Regions from separate parts of the Homo sapiens genome. Here region 1 is linked to region 2. A link is an interaction called in ENCODE POLR2A ChIA-PET data of the cell type or tissue named here. Cell type or tissue: K562. All regions are shown on one strand. Each heading gives the region's core, and the rest is flanking DNA. Links, peaks and the distances in the headings are about the cores only.

Region 1 (4,393 bases), core at 315-4,314, 64 kb before region 2:
CAGTGTCTTGAGTGCTGAATATTGTGCATTCGAAAGCAATGAGAGCTCTAGGGTGGACCTTTCACTGGCACTCAAAGAGAACCAAGGAAGCAGAGAAGGATGATAAATGGCATCTTAGTGGTTCCTGGCACCTGTCTTAAGAGTAAGATCTTTTACTGTATTACAAGGCTGGGCATTTTCCTAAAATTGTTTAGATCCTTCGTGTCATTATTTTCTCTCCTGCATTTCTGGTCTTCTGCAGCACACTCCCCAGGTGGGAGAGTGGTGTCCGGGGTCTCACCCTGCAGGACTGGATTCCAGTACTCAGGGACGGGCAGCCTGTGTGGTGGAAGGCTACCTTGCGCAGGCACATGCCAGCCAGACTATCCAGGAAGAAATGCCGGGAAGAAAAAGGGGTCGTGTTTTCTCTGATCCACCAAATTCAGGTCATTCTAGAGCCAAATCCAATTCCAGTTTAGAAATGGGTTTCAATGCTTAACACACCGCATCTTATCCTGGCTGCAAAATTTTTTGTCTAAGAAATACCAAGTTTTGAATAGGCTGTGACCAGACATGTCATCACTTCAGGTAGAGAGAGGGCAGGTCATCAGCGAACACCTGGAGTGTTTGAAGAGGCCACCACACCCCAGGGGCCGGGAAAGGGGTGACCTGTGTCTTGCTGCTTGCCTAGTGCTTCCTGGATCCCAGGTTCATACCATCTTTGCCAGACTGGAAAGAATGGATGCAGGCTGGGTGTAGTGGCTCGTGCCTGTAATCCTGCACTAGAGAGGCCAAGACAGGAGGATCCTTTGATCTCTTGTTTGAGACCAGCCTGAGCAACATAGTGAGAGCTTGTCTCTACAAAAAATAAACAAAATTAGCTGGGCATGGTGGCGAGCACCTGTGGTCCCAGCTACTTGGGAGGCTGAAGTGGGAGAATCACCTGAACCCAGGAGGTCAAGGCTGTGGTGGACCGACATCGCACCATTGCACTCCAGCCTGGGTGATGGAGCAAGACCCTGTCTCAAAAATAAATAAATAAATAAATAAATAAATAAATAAATAAATAAGAAAGAAAGAAGAAAAATGGGTGCAAAGTATAAAGAACAGATTGAATCCAAACCTGACCTGTTATTGGTGGCAAAAAAAAAGACTATTAATAAGTTAATATTGTTCCTGTTAAATAAAATCTTTTGTGTTGTTTGCCTGTTTACTCAAGTAATGAAATTCACACCTGAAGGGAAACAATGAACTCACAATCTTAGCATCCTGACAAATCAAAGTGTCTCTTTCCAGCCTTCACCCACATGTAGCTCTCATTCTCTATCCTCCACCCCACATATTCACACTGAATTCAGACATTTCCGTGGTATTACACAGCCTCCATATCCACAGTTAGTGGTAACAGAGTGCTCAATAAGAATTCATAGCTCCTCTCATAGTTCCTTGACTTTGGGACATTTGGGGTATTGACAACATTTTAAAAATGATCAGTAACTCTGCTATGAGGATTTCTGTATCACTTTTTCCTGTAGAATTATTTTTGCGGAACATATTCCTAAGTTTGGGGTAACTAGGTCGCCGTAGGTATACATTCCCGTATGCTCATATTTCTGGCCGAGGAATGGAAGAGTGCTCAGCTAAGACAGAGACATCTATAAAATAAGCTGCAAGCCAAATCACACTGTGAATTTCTGTAATGGTCTCCCCTCTCGAAAGAGGAACAGGCAGCTCATTGCTTGGGATTCCTCTGAAACCTCTGGCTCTTGTTTATCCTCTCCACTTGGAGGCGAGAGCCCATGGTAGAAGGACAGATAGTGTGAGCTTCGTTGTGCCGGCCGAGAGCACCCACATGCGGTCCCAGGGCATTTCTTAGCGCCTGCTGGGAGTGGCCACCAGTTGTCTCTTTTTCTTTTTCTTTCTTTCTTTCTTTCTTTTTTTTTTTTTTTTTTTTTTTTTTGAGGCAGAGTTTCACTCTTTTCACCCAGGCTGGAGTGTAATAGCATGATCTTGGCTCACTGCAACCTCCGCCTCCCCAGTTCAAGTGATTCTCATGCCTCAGCCTCCCGAGTAGCTGGGATTACAGCAGTTGTCTCTTTTAAGTCCTTCACGTCATTTGTTTCCATTTTGGCCCCTGCTTATTTTTTAAAAAGCAGATAGATGTGAGATAATTTTGTTCCATTTGAACAAAACTTTTTCATTATTTAAAAATTAATAATCTCAAAATGACATTAAATGTCTTCCCTCTTGATGCTGTGCATTGGACTAAGGGTTCTCTTTATGTTCGTTAATACCCAGATCTTGAAAGAGGGTTATGTTTCTAAATTTGGGGTATGAAACATTCCCCTTTGACTGGGTGCAGGGGCTCATGCCTATAATCCCAGCACTTTGGGAGGCCGAGGCAGGCGGATCACTTGAGGTCAGGAGTTCAATATGAGCCTGGCCAAGATGGCAAAATCCCATCTCCATTAAAAATATAAAAATTAGCCTGGCGTGGTGGCACATATCTGTAATCCCAGCTACTCACAAGGCTGAGGCATGAGAATGAAAAAAAAAGAAAGAAGGAAGGAAGGAAGGAAGGAAGCAAGGAAGGAAGGAAGGAAGGAAGGAAGGCTGGCTCCCCTCCCCTCAGAAGCTCCTGAAGAGAAGAAATCTTAGTCCCGTATTCTTCCAGGCCCAAGAATCCTCGGCTGTGGGTGGAGCGAGCCTTCCAGGAAAGTCGCCGATGGGGCTCTGTGATTGTAGAGATCACATGCATTCCGTAAACTCCACCCAGGAGCTCTGTGCGAAGGACTGACATGAACAAAAACAAGTGGTGTTTCTAATGGGAAGGACCAGGTTTCTTTACATGCAGGGGACCCAAGAATGACAGACAAAGAACCTCCCCAGAGTAGAAAGTCTAGTGCACGCCATGAAGCCAAACGCTAAGATCCCCTTGCTTGCTCATGGCCCCTGAGCATCCCCTCTGCACAAGGGTCCTGCTGGATGTGAAGATACAGCAGTGGACAAAGTGAAGGGGTCCCTGTCCTCCCAGCACTTGTGGTCTGGGCCTGAAATCGCCAGGCGGCAGCCTCCCTCTTATACAGAGTCCCTGGGCCGCCGCCTTGTTTATGTACAGCCCATGAGCTGAGATTGGTTTTTACATTTATAAAGGATTGAAAAAAGGTCAAAAGAATAATATTTAATGACACATGAAAATGATGTGAAATTCAAATTTCATTGTCCATACATAAAGTTTCGTGGGACACAGCTGCGCCCACATTTGCGTACTGTCCCCAGCTGAGCAGAGTGGTGGCAGGGGCCTGGCACCCGGCACCCTGAGCTATGGACTATGTTTAGAGAAGATGCTTGCCAGGTTCCAGCATGCCAGCCTCACTTCAGCGGCCTTGCACCTGCAGTTTGCAACCTGTGCCCTGCCCTGCGGCTGACATCATCCTATCTCCGGAAGGGCAGGTCCCCAACTGCTCATGCCCCTGCCAAATCATCTTCCTTTCTCTGGAGGCCAACAGCACTTTCCTCCTAGTGGGCACAACCGAGGTTCCTCTAGACGTGTTGAACACGCACGTGCACACACGTGCCCACATGCATCCACACACACAGCTGCGGCACCACGTGGAGAGTCGGGCTGTGCTCACCCAGGCGCTGCATCTTCTACCTGTTGGCATTGACTGAGGATGCCTTCTGGGCCAGGAGCCATGAATGGGGCTTTGCACATATAGAGGTGCAGTCTTCTGTGACAGCCTGGCGGGGTGGGTATCGCTACCGCATGTTGTAGGCCAAGAAACCGAGGCCCTGAGACACACTTCAAAGTGGGGGAGGCCCAGGGTGTGACTGTCACGCCAGGCCATGTCTCTGCCCATGCCATCATGTGGCGCACACTCTGTAAGTGCCTGTTGACCTGGTTTCCTCGTGGCCTAAGGTGGGTGGGCAGTAGCCATGTCAGGGTGTCCCTGCTGGGGGCTTCCATCCCAGCTCCAGTTCCTACCCTGAGGTTGGCGGCCCACCCCACTTCAGAGAGGAGGAAACGCAGCCTTCGAGAGGGTGAGTCTCTTGCTCAGGGTCACAAAACCAGGTTAGATGCTGAAGCCAGAAGATAAACCAGGTCTATCTGGAGCCAAAGCCTTTCTCTGAGTGTCAGGGCCAGAGGGGGTGAGCACCTCGTCTTCATGGAGGTGCTGGGATACCTCCACAGTCCTCGTAAGAGCCACTATACCTGTCTACACCACCATGCACACTCCCCTGGTTACTTCTTACAGCACGCTAGTCACGCATAGCACCAGGCAGGTGCCCCCAAATGGGTTCTAGAACAATCAGTGTCACGGAACTCAGCCTCCCTTCTCTTTTTCCAAGACAACCAATGTATCACTTTCCTGCCAAACGTTCTATGGAAAGAACCATTTGAAAACAGCCAGAC
Region 2 (4,393 bases), core at 107-4,106:
GAAATATGGGCAGTAAAGGCCATTTTGATGCAGTTTCAGAAGGAGGAGAGGAACATGTTATTGGAAACTGGAGGAAAGGCCATCTTTGCTATGAAGTGGCAAAGAACTTGGCTGAATTGTGTTCATTCCTAGTGCTTTGTGGAAGGATGAATTTGTGAACAATGAAATAAGGTATTCAGCAGAAGAAATAACTAAGCAAAGTGTTGAGGGTGCAGCCTGGCTTCTCTTGACTGCTTATAGTAAAATGAAAGAAGAGAGAAATGAATTAAAGATGAAATTTATAATCAAAAGGGAAGAGAACCTAAAGATTTGGAAAATTTTCAGCCTGGCCACATACAGAGCAAAAAAGCATGTTTAGGAGAAAAATCAAGGGTGTAGCCAAGCGACCGCTGATAAGGAGATTGGTATGGAGAAAAGGAAGCTGGATGCTGCTCATCAAGACAGTGGAAGAGTGACCCCAGGAACTTCTGAGCTTCTCAGGGCTGCTCTGCCTGTCACAGGTCCAGAGCGCTAGGGCCTTGGGGATAGAATGATTTCAAGGCTCTGCTGCCCATGTTCCAATGCAGTGCTCCTTGGCCACCCCACCTGGGCTCAAGCCCACCTAGGCTCAAGCAGGCCCAGGTGCAGCTCAGCCCACCCCTCTGGAACTCACAAGCAGTAAACTCTGACAGTATCTATGCAGTGCCCTCTCTATAGGAGCTGTGGTGACATGGTTCCCTCCATCCAGATTTCACAGGATGGCCTGGAGAGCCCCAGCTCCCACGGAGAGAACTGACACAGAGGTGGGGCCACCTCAGAGAGTTCCCACTAGGGCAATGTCCAGTGGAGTTCTGAGGGCAGGAGTGCCCACAAGACTCCGGTACTGTAGATCCAGCAGCAGTGTGCAGCCCCAGCCTGGGAGGGCATGGACCTCCAACCAGGGAGAGCTTCAGGAGTTACCATAGACCACCACCCTCCCCGACCCCTCCATTCAACCACTGAATCTCTCAATAGCTTCCAACTCACCTCCTCTTCACCCCCATCCTCCTCCCTCTTCTGGATGACTGCAGGCCTCTTTTCCAGGCTTCTCTCCCCACTCCAGGCTCTCCACAACATTCTCCACAGTCATGCTGCTGAAAACCAACCCAACTGTGACCCAAAGACCCGAATGCCCAAGTTCTACCAAGTTCCACCAAGGGTTCCCACATTACCTTAAGGATAAGGGAGATTCGTATGGAGAGAAGGAAGCCGGATGCTACCCATGAGGACAGTGGAAGAGTGACCCCAAGGGTTATCCTCTGCATTGGCATAAAAGCCCTGCACGAGGGGCCCCTGGCTGCGACACGGCAGCACCATCCTCTGGGCACCTTGCTGAGAGCTCTGTACATGCACTGCACCTCTGCGCACAGGCTGCCCCTCGGTCTGAAAGGCTGAGCCACCCTTCCCAGTGGTTCCTAGTCCTTCAAGACTTAGTCAAGATCAGCTCCTCCAGGAAGACTTCCCAGAGCACCATCCTGCCCCTCCTTGTGAGTCTGAGCCTGGTTCCAGCACCTCCAGCCTCCATCGGAACCCCCAACCCACCAATCCTCCAGAGAGGGGCTCCCTGGGCTGGGCTGGGCACCACTCTCCCTGGACCTTGGCACTGGACATAACTTCCAGTCTGGGACACAATGGACACCCAGTAGAAAGTGTTTCTGAAACATCAATAATGGACTGACGTGGAGCAAGTCACAACGACCCCAGGACTCCACGTTTCCACCAAGTGAGGGGATATTACTCAGTGAGCTACAAGACCACTTCCAGCCCTGCTATTGCACCAACTGTCCTTGAACTAAAGCCACTGAAAACAAAGCTTGGCATAAGACGGTCTTTCTCAGATGGAACATAGCTGCTCTCATGATCTGTCATGCCACGTGACACGCCATATTCTGCAGGCTGCAATGCTGCAGCATTCGTGACCTTGGGAACCACAATTCTGACAAAACAAATTAGACACTAAGCATCTCTAGCTATCATTAAACTTCCCCAGCAGCAGGGCGATGATCGGATCAGACCTCAATTCTGCTCTCAGTTGTAATAGGAGTTTACAGCCATATGTGCCTCGTTGCCTGAGGCACAGTAAGGCTGTGTTTAACAGGGCTCACGCTAGGGAAATAATGTTCCAACGGATCATAAATAATATTGCATTTGCATCGTGCATGTTTTTCCCTGTTTCCTCTCATCATAAGAAAAGCTGTATGCATTTGGTTCATCCTTCCCCAGAACACATCCAGCCTGTGTTATCAGAAGCACACAGGGAGGAAAATCTACTTCCATCTGATGGACGCTGTTAATCTGAGCACAGCTGAGCTGTACCTGGGGCTCCAGCCAAAAGCACATGCCTCAGAAATGACGGCAAGCACACCCAGACCAGGGCGGGAATGAGGAACTTCAGATCAGCCAGGCTCCTCCTGCAACATGGCCCGTCAATTCTCCACTCTAGGGGGCTCACCTTTTCTCTCGGCCGATTCTTTGACGTTTCAGGCTACACACAGGGGAGACAGAGTGTGTGTGTGTTCATGTGTATATGTATGTGTTTATGTGTGTATACGTATGTGTTTATGTGTATATGTGTGTTTGTGTGTTTATGTGTTTGTATGGGTGTATGTGTGTATGTGTGTTTATGTGCTTATGTGTGTATGTGTTTATGCGTATGTTTATGGGTTTGTGTGTGTGCGTGTGTTTACGTATGTGTGTTTACGTGTATTTATGTGTGTGTTTATGCATGTATGTTTATGCGTGTGTTTATGTGTGTGTTTGTGTGTGTGTGTTCATACTGCGGTGCTTTTTGGGGGATATCAGTTATCCTTTTAATGTTTCTCAAAGCAGCACATGTAAAACCTGGCCCCCACTGCACCTGCAGTGCTCACTCCCCAGAAGCAACACTTCCAGCTTTGCAGATTGTTTCCTACTGAGCTCCACATTTCTAAATAAACAGCCATGTACTGCCATCTCTTAGCATTTCAATGTTGCACTCACTGAACTTCCTATCTAGGATGAGGAATTACCTCAGTAACCGCCCCCGACACACACACAGAGCTGCACGCACACATACACACACACAGCTGCACACACACACACACAGTTGCACACACACACAGAGCTGCACACACACGAAGCTGCACACACATGCGCTGTGGCAGACACATATTCACATGCCCCCCTGTTCGTTCCCCCAGCCTGGGCATGTGCTTGTTTTTGTTAAATCCATGCCCAGCATTGACATTATGATTGTGGAGCTACCTCTTACCACTGAGTCCCTGCACTTGATTACATTTCCTTTCTTGTACAAATTTTGTATATCCTGGAGTTAACTGACTTTTTTCCTCATTCGCTTAATTTTCTATACCCACCTTAAATTCATATCCAGCTTTTCCGGCAGAGCTCAACCTCCCTCTCAGGGTAGTAAAGCACCCCTTGATTAGCTGAACCAGGCACTTCCCCATCAGCTCCCCCATGTCCTGGATTCCATGCCTCCCTTCTTGTTTACTCCCCTCTTTAAATGGAACAAAATCTCCAGGAGCTTCAAAAAAAGGGTGAAGATTTTTTTTTTGAGGCAGGTTTCACTATGTTGCCCAGGCTGGACTCCAATTCCTGGGCTCAAGCGATCCTCCTGCCCCAGCCTCCCAAGTAGCTGGGACTAAAGGCACGCACCACCACACCACAGTGAAGATACTTTTTGAGACCTTATAAAATTATAAATATTCCACTCTCATACCTGATTGAGGATTTACTGGGTAGGGGATTCCTGGTGGGAAGTCACGTTCCTTCTGAATTCCAAAGGCTTATCATGGAATGTGACCTTCTAGCTTGTGCTTGAAAAGGTGTGGAGCCATGAGAATGCCCCCCAATGCCTCCACCCCCACACCTGCTCCTCCACCCACCACCTGCGCCTTCATCCTCCCACACATGCCTCCTTCTGCCCCCACACTTCCATCTGCACCTCGCATTTCCAGCTACCAGGAGCATGGTTGGCTCAGAGTCCCAGCTGCACTGCTCTGAAATCTGTGGCCACATCTGTGCAGCCAGGGTGGCACATGATGGGGTTCCAAGGCAGCGCTGTTCTTGGAGGTCCCTCGTCTCCTCTGATGGCCGTGATGGCATGAGGACCCCCATGACCTTGGGCTGCCACAGGCCACGGCTCTCCCCCGTCCTTCCTCCCATCTCCATCACTGGGGTGTCCTCCTTTGAGGCCCAAGAACCTTTCCCGCCCCATCTAATTCTTGTCCCGCAGCCGCGTCGCCCTGCGGGGTCCCTGCACACACAATTATGTCTTCTCATCCGCTTCTCACAGCAACCAGGTGGACCCAAAAGTCATATGTCATTTTCCTTTGAGTATTTGTTGGACCTGCTTTTTCTCTGGAAGCTTTTAGAA

Evidence for each region. ChIA-PET counts read pairs that join two places held together with the same protein. Peaks named below come from ENCODE experiments on the same cell type or tissue, not always from the same donor. Only the 100,000 strongest peaks of a DNase experiment are listed, where the experiment ranks them.
Region 1: POLR2A ChIA-PET joins it to region 2 with 7 read pairs; 5 of 35 experiments call an interaction of 5 or more read pairs at or near these places.

Annotation. Positions count from the first base shown.
Region 1 is chr7:155,518,516-155,522,908 of GRCh38, forward strand. All of the region lies in intron 2 of CNPY1 (canopy FGF signaling regulator 1), which reads right to left. Among named protein-coding and RNA genes, the nearest start is that of CNPY1, 26 kb to the right of the region's middle. In K562, for the core only: no CTCF peak of the experiment used is centred there; no DNase peak of the experiment used is centred there; H3K27me3 peaks cover 3,227 bases.
Region 2 is chr7:155,583,047-155,587,439 of GRCh38, forward strand. No RefSeq gene overlaps it. Among named protein-coding and RNA genes, the nearest start is that of CNPY1, 39 kb to the left of the region's middle. In K562, for the core only: no CTCF peak of the experiment used is centred there; a DNase peak (open chromatin) is centred at 2,362; H3K27me3 peaks cover 3,688 bases.